2 separate regions of the Homo sapiens genome follow, and region 2 is linked to region 1. Evidence: read pairs that join two places in POLR2A ChIA-PET (ENCODE). Cell type or tissue: OCI-LY7. All regions are shown on one strand. Links, peaks and the distances in the headings refer to the core of each region. The heading gives the core; the rest is flanking DNA. Region 1 overlaps KIFC3 (kinesin family member C3). Region 2 overlaps ADGRG3 (adhesion G protein-coupled receptor G3).

Evidence for each region. Peaks named below come from ENCODE experiments on the same cell type or tissue, not always from the same donor. Only the 100,000 strongest peaks of a DNase experiment are listed, where the experiment ranks them.
Region 2: POLR2A ChIA-PET joins it to region 1 with 5 read pairs; 2 of 35 experiments call an interaction of 5 or more read pairs at or near these places.

Annotation. Positions count from the first base shown.
Region 1 is chr16:57,762,347-57,767,712 of GRCh38, forward strand. KIFC3 (kinesin family member C3) reads right to left here. Exons shown (of 20, transcript NM_001130100.2): 10 at 4,528-4,639; 11 at 3,113-3,294; 12 at 1,797-1,901. Among named protein-coding and RNA genes, the nearest start is that of MIR6772, 7.3 kb to the right of the region's middle. In OCI-LY7, for the core only: no CTCF peak of the experiment used is centred there; a DNase peak (open chromatin) is centred at 2,705.
Region 2 is chr16:57,681,953-57,687,318 of GRCh38, forward strand. It overlaps ADGRG3 (adhesion G protein-coupled receptor G3), which reads left to right. Exons shown (of 12, transcript NM_170776.5): 9 at 1,980-2,260; 10 at 2,438-2,531; 11 at 3,691-3,974. Among named protein-coding and RNA genes, the nearest start is that of DRC7, 10 kb to the right of the region's middle. In OCI-LY7, for the core only: no CTCF peak of the experiment used is centred there; no DNase peak of the experiment used is centred there.

The DNA of each region.
Region 1 (5,366 bases), core at 278-5,277:
CCTTGACTACCCCTCACAAGCAAGCCTCCTTGCCCAAAGCTCTTACCTACCTGCCACTGTCCCCCAAAATGCCCTCCACCAGCTGCGGGCAACTGCACCTCTATTTCCCCACCATTAAAATGGCATCGCCCTGCCAGGACTACCCTGAGACTTATAGTGCAGCACTGGGATGAGGGGCCTGGCCCAGACCCCACACAGGGCAGCTGAGGGCCAGATGCATGCCTGGCCCTGTGGGGCCACCTGGGAGGGGCACTGGAAATGAATGACCCCGCCACTGCCCAGAAAGGCGCTCAGTCTCAGGGAGGCTGAGACCTGGGCTCTGTGGGTGGTAGAGAGGAGGCACAAGGAGGAGCGGGCCAGTGTCCTGGGGAAGGACGGGTGGGCCGGCCTTTCTAGAAGGAAACCTGGAGTCCCCACCCGGGACCTCGAGGCCCTGGGAGCCTGGCCCTCACCCCTCTTCTGATAGCACCTCTCACTCACTCTCTATTCCGGCCACAGGGGCCTCCTGGCTGGGCCTCAGGTGCCCCTGGCATGCTCTGGCCTCTTGGCCTCAGCCCTGCAGCTCCCTCTGCCCCGGGTACTCCTCTGACCGCCCCTTGGCCGGCTCCGTCATCTCCCTCAGGGAGGCTGCTCCCAAGATGCCCCCTCAGGGAGGCTGCTCCTTCGCCCAGCACCCCCAAATGCCCTGTCCCTCCCCCTAGTCAGTTCCGCATTCCTGGCTTTATTTTTCTCCCTGGCCTGACAGGACACTTGCTGATTTGTGTAGACCCTGCTGTCTCCCCACAGCCAGGTTGGCCCTGTGGGGAGGGCCCTCTGTGGGGGCAGGGACTGTTTGGGTCACAGCTGTGCCTGGCACGATGCCTGATACACCTTATGCATCAGCAGATACACTTGAGGATGAACGCTCTGATGTTCCTGGTGGTCACCTCAACACTAAGCAATCCCAAAGCAGAGCGGGGAGCCCAGAGGATGCCGCACACATCCCCTTCCTCCTCCTGCCTGGCCTGGCCTGCCCCCACTAACTAGTCTCACCAGTCCCAGAATCGAGGGAACAGCAGAGTCCAGATGGGAAATAAGAGGGCCGCCCAGCAGGCCTGGCTAGCCCCTTCCCCTGTCCAGACGCCACACCACCTGGCCTCCTCCTGACCTAGGGAATCAATCCCACAGCACCCCTCAGAGCCAGGGCTAGCTTTCCACTGCCCTCTGCCCACAGTCAAGATCCTTCCTAGTCTCAACGCCCCTCTCCCTGGCCTGCCACCTGCTCCACCACACCTGGGAGGGTGCCGGTGACGAGCAGGGAGAGGAAGCCTTGGCCTGGCCCCAGGGACCACCGGCAAGAGCTGGGCTCCCCACAACAGCCTTCATATGCCAGTCTTGCCCTGGGATCTCCTTGAGGACTGAGACCCGCCACTCATCCCAGATCCCCCAGGCCCGGCCCAAGGCAGCGGTAAAGCAGGAGTGTGCAGTGCACACTCAAGGTGAAATGCAGCCCTGGTCCTGAGAGAGGTCGGTGGCCTGCCCCAGACTCTGTCCCCAAGCCGAGATCCCTGTGATGATAGTCCCCCCTTGCCTCTCTCCCAGTCCTGCTGGGCCCATTGTGGGTGCCCTTGGGCAAGGGGGCCCCCTCTTAAGGCCTGGTGCCTCAGGGCTAACACAGATAACTACAGCCTCTGCTCCTGGGTTGTGAGGACCAAATGAGGCAAAACACACACTGCACAATACCCCAAGACCAATGAGGGAGCCCGCATTCCCTTCATGCTTCACTGTGAACCCCCACCCCATTGGGCAGCACCCACCTCCATCGTGTACGTCTTGCCGGCGCCCGTCTGGCCGTACGCAAAGATGCAGACATTGAAGCCATCAATGCAAGAGGTGACCAGGGCCTGCACCTCCTGGAACACCTGGGAGGGTGGTGGGAGGGAGGCTGGTGGGGGGGCTTCCAGGGCCGCTGGGACCACCAGCTACAAGTCCAGCCACCTCCCCAACCATGCTGTCCTTCAGCAACACCACATCACGTGTTACTGCAGTCACTCAGCTCACAATGATTCGTGACTCATGAGTCATACATTAGACAGTAGTGGGCAACCGGGCCGCCCAAAGACTGCAGGGAAGACAGGCCAGTGCCTGCTGCCCTTCCCCCAGCTCCTCCTGCTCTCTCTCAAAGAGTGCTCAGCACAAGGAAGGTGGAGGCCAGCACATGCCTGGGGCCTCTCTGGCCTGGGCCTGCCTGCCAGCCATCAGAGGATGGGGGCAAAGATAGAACCAGACATGAGAACAGGAGGGCACAGGCCTGGCAGGGCTGGCAGGTTGGTCTGGGCAGAGATAAGGGAAGAGTGGACACTGAGAACACATGGTTCTCATACAGCCTCAGGGGGTTGGGGGATTCCTAGGAAGGCCCAGGGGACTGATACAGGAGGGTATTCCCGGATGGGGAAGATGGGCAGGGTCATGAAGATGGATGGGGCCATGTGGGTGGCCATGGGGGTGGGAGGGGCTGTGATGGTGGGAGGGGCCTGAAAGTGGGTGAGGCCACATGGTGGGAAGATGGGAGGGGCCTGAGGGTGGGTGGGGCCATGCAGATGGGAGGAGCCACAGCATGAGGGTGGGATGGGCTGTGATGGTAGGAGGGGCCTTGGGAGTGGGCAGGGCCATGCAGTGGAAGGGGCCACCTGAATGGGAGGACCCAAAGCCATGGTGGTGGGAGGGGCTGTGGGTGAGGCCATGTGGTGGAAGGGGCTGTGGATATAGGAGGGGCCACATGGTGGGAGGAGCCACAGCTGAGAGAATGGAATGAGTTACGATAGTGGGAAGGGCCTCAAGGGTGGGCGGGGCCACACGGTAGAAGGGGCCTTGGGGACGGGAGGAACCACAGCCATGGGAGGGGATGGGCTGTGTCTGGATCTCTCCTTCCTAAGGAGGCTTTCAAGGGCTTCAGTCTTAACTTCCCACCCTCTTCTGTCCTCCAGAGGAAGGAGCAGGACCCTGGCTCCCCACTTCTGATTCCTGCACCCCCCACTCTTAACGCTTCTTCCTGCCCAGCGCCCCCGCTCCCTGTGAGTCCATCTTTCCCTCTCTCCCTTGCTTTCCCTTTCCCGCATGGGGCCACACTCACGTCCTGCTGCGAGGCCTGTGGGGAGAAGACCTTGTCCAGCTCGAAGGACACAGGCTTGCCCTTGTGCAGCAGGTGGATGATGGAGTCGTCGTCGGCATCGAAAGTCACAGCATTGGTGGCCTCAGGTCCTTCCCCATCCTCTTTGGTGACTGGCCGGACACGAGCAATCACTCGGATGTTCCCTGGATTGGTTGGGGATGGGGAAATGGGTCCAGGCCATGTCAAGACCAGTCTCCATTCTGGTCCACTGGTGTCCCAGGCAGACTAGTTGACCTAGGAGTCCCCTGACTTTTAAGCACAGCCCCCTAGGGGAAGGGGGCCCACAAAGCTGTTATCCGTCATTCACACTATAGTATGAATTCACTTAGTACATTTCTTCTTGAACAGACCAGTTGACTGGGGTGGAGCTCTGCCTTGGGGATGGGGAGGAAAGGTCAGTTGTGGGGCTCAAGCACTGCACCCCGTCAGGGTGAGACACCAGAACGGACACTCTTTTTCTCCCTGGACTTCAGTTTCTTCATCCAGACAATGAGGGGCTTGGGCCCCAATGAGCAAAGAGCCTTGTCCTGAATGGCAGGACAGGGCTTAGGAATCAGATGGGCATATAGGCCCAGGCAGCAGGTGATGACTGGTGGTGTATCTGAGGGCCCAGATAGTGGGGCAGCCACAGGGGTATCTGGCAGCATGAGCTGGTCATGCCGCCATCTACTTCCAGCCTTTGTTGGGATCCCTGTGCTCTTGGAATGAAGAGGAAACACCCCCCACTGCCAGCATGGCCCACCTGCCCTCCCTTTTCACCCATCCGTTCCAGCTCACTGTCCAGGTCTCAGCTCTAACTTTGCCTTCTCTGGGAAGCCCCTCAACACACTTGCCTGTCCCATACCCAGGAAAGCCTGTCTCAGCCCTGGAAGGGGGCAGGGTTGGGGTTCCCTGACAATCATCATTGTTGATTCTCACACTAAAGTGTGCACCGGGAGGCAGTCTGTGGGGCCACGACCATAGCCTCGGGCTGGAACGGCACCTGGCACAGAGCAGGCACTCTAGAGCTCCATGCAGTGAATGGTGGAGTCTCAAGCTTGACCAGGCCCCAGGTCAGAATAAGCGGCTTTCCAGCTGCCACCAACCCAATGCTGCAACACCACACCCCTCGGCTACCCAGGGCCTGGGGAGTCACCTGCCCAGGCACTGGGGCCAGGGCTTCTGAGCTGGACAGACTCAAGTTCAAATCCAAGGCAGACCATTTAATATCCATGTGGCTTTGAGCAAGTTCCCTGCCTTCTCTGTGCCTCTGTTTCCTTATCTACAGAGATAGGATTAGAATAGTGCCTCAATGGTGGGGTGAGCTCCAAGCATGACTGCCAAGCCAGGTCGAGGACCCCGAGGCCAGCGCCCACCCCCAGCCCTCCTGCAGTCACCTTTCAGCCGCACGAGCTCATTGTGGCACTTCTTACGCAGCTGCAGCTCGCGGCGGTACTTGCGCAGCAGCTCCTGGTTGTTGCTGTTGACCTCCTCGATGGCCTGGCCTATCTGGTGGGGGGTGCACACCACTGTCAGGGGGACGGCTCCATCAGCCTTACCGGCCTGACTGCCCACCCCTGAGGGGTGCTCACTGCCTCCTGCCCCTGGCTGAGTACCTGACACACGCTGTCACATGTCAGACTGTCCCAATCACCCCTCTGGGTAGGTACTGCTACCATCCCCATTTTACAGATGATGAAACTGAGCCGCAGACACTAAGCTGACAGCTTGAGGCTGCTCTGCTAATAAGCATAGAGCCAGGACTCAGCCCTCCACACCACAGCACTAGTGCTTGACTATGTGATTCAGCCAGACTCAAATTCCAACTCTGCCCCTGAGTAGCTGGGGACCTGAGACCACTGGCTCAATGTCTTTAAGCCTCAATTTTCTCATCTGGAAAGCAGGGATAATACCATCTAACTCATGAATCTGTAAAGATCTCCCAGTTACATTTCACAGGTAGAAAAAAGATGCAAAATCACACATACAGTATCACACTGTACACAAATCACACATCCCCTTTCTGGAGTAGAAGGGAAGTGTATACAGTGTATACAGTCTTCCCTTAGTAACCGTGGAGGATACAAAAATCCACAGATGCTCAAGCCCCTGATATAAAATGATATAGTGTTTGCCTATAACCTACACACATCCTCCCATATACTTTATTTTTTTTGAGACAGGGTCTTGCTCTGTTGCCCAGGCTGGAAGTGCAATCACAGCTCCATGGATGTGG
Region 2 (5,366 bases), core at 33-5,032, 81 kb before region 1:
GAGTCTTACTGGTCTAACTTGGACCATGTGCCCATGCCTGTCTGGGTCACTGTGGTCAAGAGCTGGAATACACAGATTGGCCGGCCAGGCCATGTGTCTGCTCTTGGGTTTGAGCTAACAAAGAACCCCTGGCCCCTGACTTATGAGAGTGGGGACGGGCGTTCCTTAGGGAAACCTGGGGCTGTGTCCAGAAGAGGTGGGAGTGAGTGCAGGACAGGCAGAAACAGCAGAGAGCACTGCAGCCTGGGCCCAGGCCATGGCTGAGGGACCCACAGGATCTGCCAGCTTGAAGGAGCCTAGGGGAGCTGCCAGTGCTCCAGCTTGTCCTGTCCCCTGCCTCCTGGGGGTCCCTGGGGGTGGCCTAAAGCAGCCCTTGGGTCTCCTGCCCCCGCATCCAGGGCCGTCCCTCCGCCCTCTCCACGTGCCTCTGTGTCAGCATTTGGCCCTAGGCTGCAGCCCCAACTAGGCCCACCCAATCCATCACAGACCAACCCATGAGTGTAAATGGTGCCCCTCACCCCCACCCTCCAAGCCCTGGCCTAGGACATGGTCCCCATCCCCAACAAGCCGAGTGTGACTTGCCAGCTGGCCGCATTGCTGGACCCTGTGAGCGGGGCTTGGAGCGCCAGGAGAAATTACCACCAGCTCCCCAGGGTGGGGCCTGGCATCTCAGGTGAGGTGGACATGATCCCAGATGCTCCTCCAGGAAGCCCCCGGCTCCCCTCCCTCGGCTGAGAGCCCTTTTGGATCTGGTTTGCTAAGAATTCAGAGTGGGGGCTCCAGAGAGAGGGAGGTGAGCCTGGTGAGTCACTGGACAGGGAGTCTGGAGCCCAGGGTTGGAGCCCCTGCCCTGCTCTGTGACCCCATAAGGCTCCCGTCCCTCTCTAAGCCTCACTCTCCTACTGCATTTTCGGCTTCATGCATCCACCCATCTGTCCATCCACTTCACCAATGGATCCCTGGTCCCACCACTGTTAGGCCTGAAGTTCACAGCATGGGAAAGACCCGAGGAGAGAGAGGATGGGGAGTTACACTATGCTGCTGGGAAATGTCCAGTTCAGCTCAGGCTAAGGGGCATTCAGAGATGGCCTCCCCAGAAGGAAACCTCCAAGGGGCATTTGAAAGGCAGAAGAAGAGGAGTCAGGCAAAGAAGGTGGGAGGAGCTGGGGAGCAGGGAAAGGCATTGAGAACAGTGGGAAGAGCTGACCTCTGCGAAATGAGATCAGCCTCACCTTGGTATAGTTTGGGTCATTCCAGGTGTTTTTTTTCTTCTCTTCCCAAGGCTGCCTAATCTCTAGCCAGTGTCTGGCTTTTGACTGATAGGTGTGTTGCTCAGTTACTTTGGGCCCGTGTACGTTTGTGTGTCACCTCCATCCCATAATTTTAAGTACATGCATGATATGCAGCCCATATGCATGAACCTTAAGTAGCTAATTATCATACAGGGTTATGTGAAAGAAACTTTTTCTCTCTAATGTAAATGCCCATCTCTGAAGAGCTGCCCCTTACTGGTTTGGTCCGGATCTTGCCGGCCACGGGGTCCCTTTTTTATGTCACTTTTGTCTTGCCTGCTGAACCTCTGCTTTTCATCTCACTTCTTGCTCACCCGTCCCATTCACCGTGCTTCTATTCTCTGCTTTTACTTATTCTGCCCTTTATCCAACTTTTAATTCCCTTTGCTATTCTCCTGCCTCATTTTCTGGCCTCATTTTCCCTATTATCCTGCCTCACATTGATCAAGGGATGAGGCTGGCAGGATCCGGAACCCACAGGGCCCCGTGGGCCATGAGAGGCTCCTGGACTTGAACCTCAGGACACTCCCACTCTGGCTGCCGGCAGGGATGGAAGCTGGATGAGCAGGCAGGAGCTGGCAGTGGGGGTGGAGAGCCATAGGCTATTGGGGTGGACAGGCTTGGGTGCCTCATGGGAGCTCCCCATGGGAGCTGTGGCCCCTTGGGGCCTCTTATTTCTCACCCCAGGCTTTCCCGGGAGAGGTTCAAGTCAGAAGATGCCCCAAAGATCCACGTGGCCCTGGGTGGCAGCCTGTTCCTCCTGAATCTGGCCTTCTTGGTCAATGTGGGGAGTGGCTCAAAGGGGTCTGATGCTGCCTGCTGGGCCCGGGGGGCTGTCTTCCACTACTTCCTGCTCTGTGCCTTCACCTGGATGGGCCTTGAAGCCTTCCACCTCTACCTGCTCGCTGTCAGGGTCTTCAACACCTACTTCGGGCACTACTTCCTGAAGCTGAGCCTGGTGGGCTGGGGTAGGTGCTGCCTGGATGGACAGAATAAACGGCCGGCCCTGAGGGTGCAGAGGGAAATAGCCTTGGGGAGAGAGAGGAGGGGTTCCCAGAGCTGGAGGGATGGCCATCTGGAGGGGACGTGGAGGAGGAAGTGCCAGTAAGCCCCAGTGGTGTCATGCCATTTCCCCTTGTGCCCAGGCCTGCCCGCCCTGATGGTCATCGGCACTGGGAGTGCCAACAGCTACGGCCTCTACACCATCCGTGATAGGGAGAACCGCACCTCTCTGGAGCTGTGAGTGGCGGCTGTGGGAGCAGGGGTGATGCCAGCTCCCCGGCTACACATATTGGGGCTGGAGAGAGGTGGGGAGAGGAGGGATTTCTAGGAAAATCTAGACCAAATATGTCAAGACCAGAAGAATCCTCAGATCCAGCTAGCTCATGGCACAGAGAAGTAAACTGAAGCCTAGAGAGAGAGAGGGGAAGTGAAATGAGAGAGGGGGCCTGAGAAAGGAGAGGGAGAACTGGACCAGGAGGCAGGATGCCTTACTTGAGCCTGGGCCAACACGAGCCCACATGGCACCTTGAGGCAAAGTAAAGAAGGTCACCCCGTCCGCATGCGGGGTGCGCAGCCTGGAGAGTGGAGGGTGTGTTGGATTTCAGCCCCCACCTGCTGCCCAGCCAGGTGTCCTTGTTCAGGCCACCACCTGCCCAGTGATTCACAGTAGCCCTGGGTCTAGTCTGGGCTCTGCCCTGCCTGCTATGTGTGTGATCTTGGCAGGCCCGATCTCTCCCAGGGCCTCAGTCTCCTCATCTGCACCATGGGGGAACTGATCAACATGCTCTTTGAGGCCCTTTGCCCCTGCAGTGCAGAGGGCAGTGGAGCTGAGTTCAGTTTCTAGACTCACACCTTGGGATCCATGGGGCACCCACCACTGGGCCCATGGCTCTGTGCTAAGAGGAGCTGGTGAGGCCTTGGACCTGTCCCCAGGCCTCAAAAGCAGGGGCCCCAGGAGCTGGAGGGGTCACAAAGGTGCAGGCAGTGGGCCAGGTGGGGACTGCAGCGGACTGGCAGTCACAAGCCCATCTAATTAGCGGTCAGTTACTATCCTTCAGGAGGGCATCCACAGAGCTGCCAGGTGTATGATTTTATAGGAGAAGCAGAAATCTAGGTGTTTATACCAAAGCTTCTGATTTTAAAGGCGGCCACTAATTCCGTTTTTTTCACAATGTAATATGGGGCAAATGAAACATGTCTTTGAGGTCACTTTGGCATTAAAGAGACACCAGACTGGAGCCAGGTGACGGCCCCTCCCACAGCGGGAGAGCCAGGGATTGATGGGTGGAAATGGGAGAGGCACCTTCACAGACAGAAAAGCTCAGCCAGGGGACTTCCTGGGTTTGCTGGCCAGAGGTACCACTCCCAGTCCCACCACAGCTGCCCCCTCCTCCAGATGCTGGTTCCGTGAAGGGACAACCATGTACGCCCTCTATATCACCGTCCACGGCTACTTCCTCATCACCTTCCTCTTTGGCATGGTGGTCCTGGCCCTGGTGGTCTGGAAGATCTTCACCCTGTCCCGTGCTACAGCGGTCAAGGAGCGGGGGAAGAACCGGAAGAAGGTGCTCACCCTGCTGGGCCTCTCGAGCCTGGTGGGTGTGACATGGGGGTTGGCCATCTTCACCCCGTTGGGCCTCTCCACCGTCTACATCTTTGCACTTTTCAACTCCTTGCAAGGTGAGGCCCCTGCACCAGGGAGGTGATGGGCTGTGTTGTCTGTCCCAGGAGGTATTGGGAGGTGGGGAAGAGGGTGGTTTGCAAGACACAGGACTCTGTTCAGGCTAGCTGAAGTCAAGGATGTTGATTTCAAATACTCAGAGCAAGGATCCAGGGCAGCAAAGTTTGGCTGCTGTATTAGTCCGTTTGTGTTACTAGAATACAAAGGAATACTCGAGACTGGGTAATTTATAAAGAAAATGGGGTTAATTGGCTCATGGTTCTGCAGGCTTTAGACAAAGCACAACACCAGTATCTGCTCCTGGTGAGGCCTCAGGAAGCTTCCAATCATGGTGGAAGATAAAGGGGAGCCAGCGTATCACATGGCGAGAGTGGGAGCAAGGGAGTGGGGAGGCACCATGCCGTTTTAAACAGCGAGATCTCGCATGAACTCCAAGTGAGCACTCACTCATCACCAAGGGGATAGTGCTAAGCCATGCATGAGGATCCGCTCCAAGGATCCAATCTCCTCCCCTCAGGCCCCACCTCCAACATTGGGAATCACATTTGGACATGAGATTTGGAAGCAACAAACATCCCAGACATATCAGCTGCCTTCATGGGAGCTGCTACCAGAATCAGAAAAAGCCACCCAAACCAAAGCAGATACGTTCTCTATCTTTTTCCTGGAGCTATGGAGTCTCTCACCTAGTGTCTGTGGAAACTCCTTCATTCTCTCTCCACTTACCCTTTACTACCCATGGCCCCAAATTGTTACCCAACATGGCTGCCGTAACCCTACCTGACCTTGCAAGTTGGGTGTCCATCGTCCATCTCTGGTCCAATCAGCTGCGACCAGAAGGGCAGAATCATGTGATATGATGTCCACATGACATGGATGGGATCTCCAGGGATCTATGGAGGTAGGAAGGAAATGCTTGCTGTATTTGTTACTGGCCCCCGCAGGGCCCTTCCTCTGAGATCCCAGCAAAGGGGTAAGAGCAGTCCATGTGCTATGGTTTATATGTGTTCTCTTTGCTCCTTACATCCACAGCCCAGAGAGGCATCACAGTCTGACTGTGAGAGAAACAGCCAAGACAGGAGTGACGAGACTCAACCTGTTCAGGGAAGTCACTAGAAACCCAGGCGTCCTAGATGCAGCGGGTATAAGCCCCCAAGACCAGGACTGGCTCCCAGCGCCCCATGAGAGATGTGTGGCTTAGTGGCTAGGGCCAGGCAGCCCTGGGTCCAAATCCTAGCCCCATCCCTGACCCAGCAAGTCACTCAGCTCCTTCCGTCCTCATTCATCGCGAAATTGGGATAATCCCGTACTTATCTCACCAGCTTTTTTTTTTTTTTAATTGAGATGGAGTCTTGCTCTGTCACCCAGGCTGGAGTGCAGTGGCACGATCT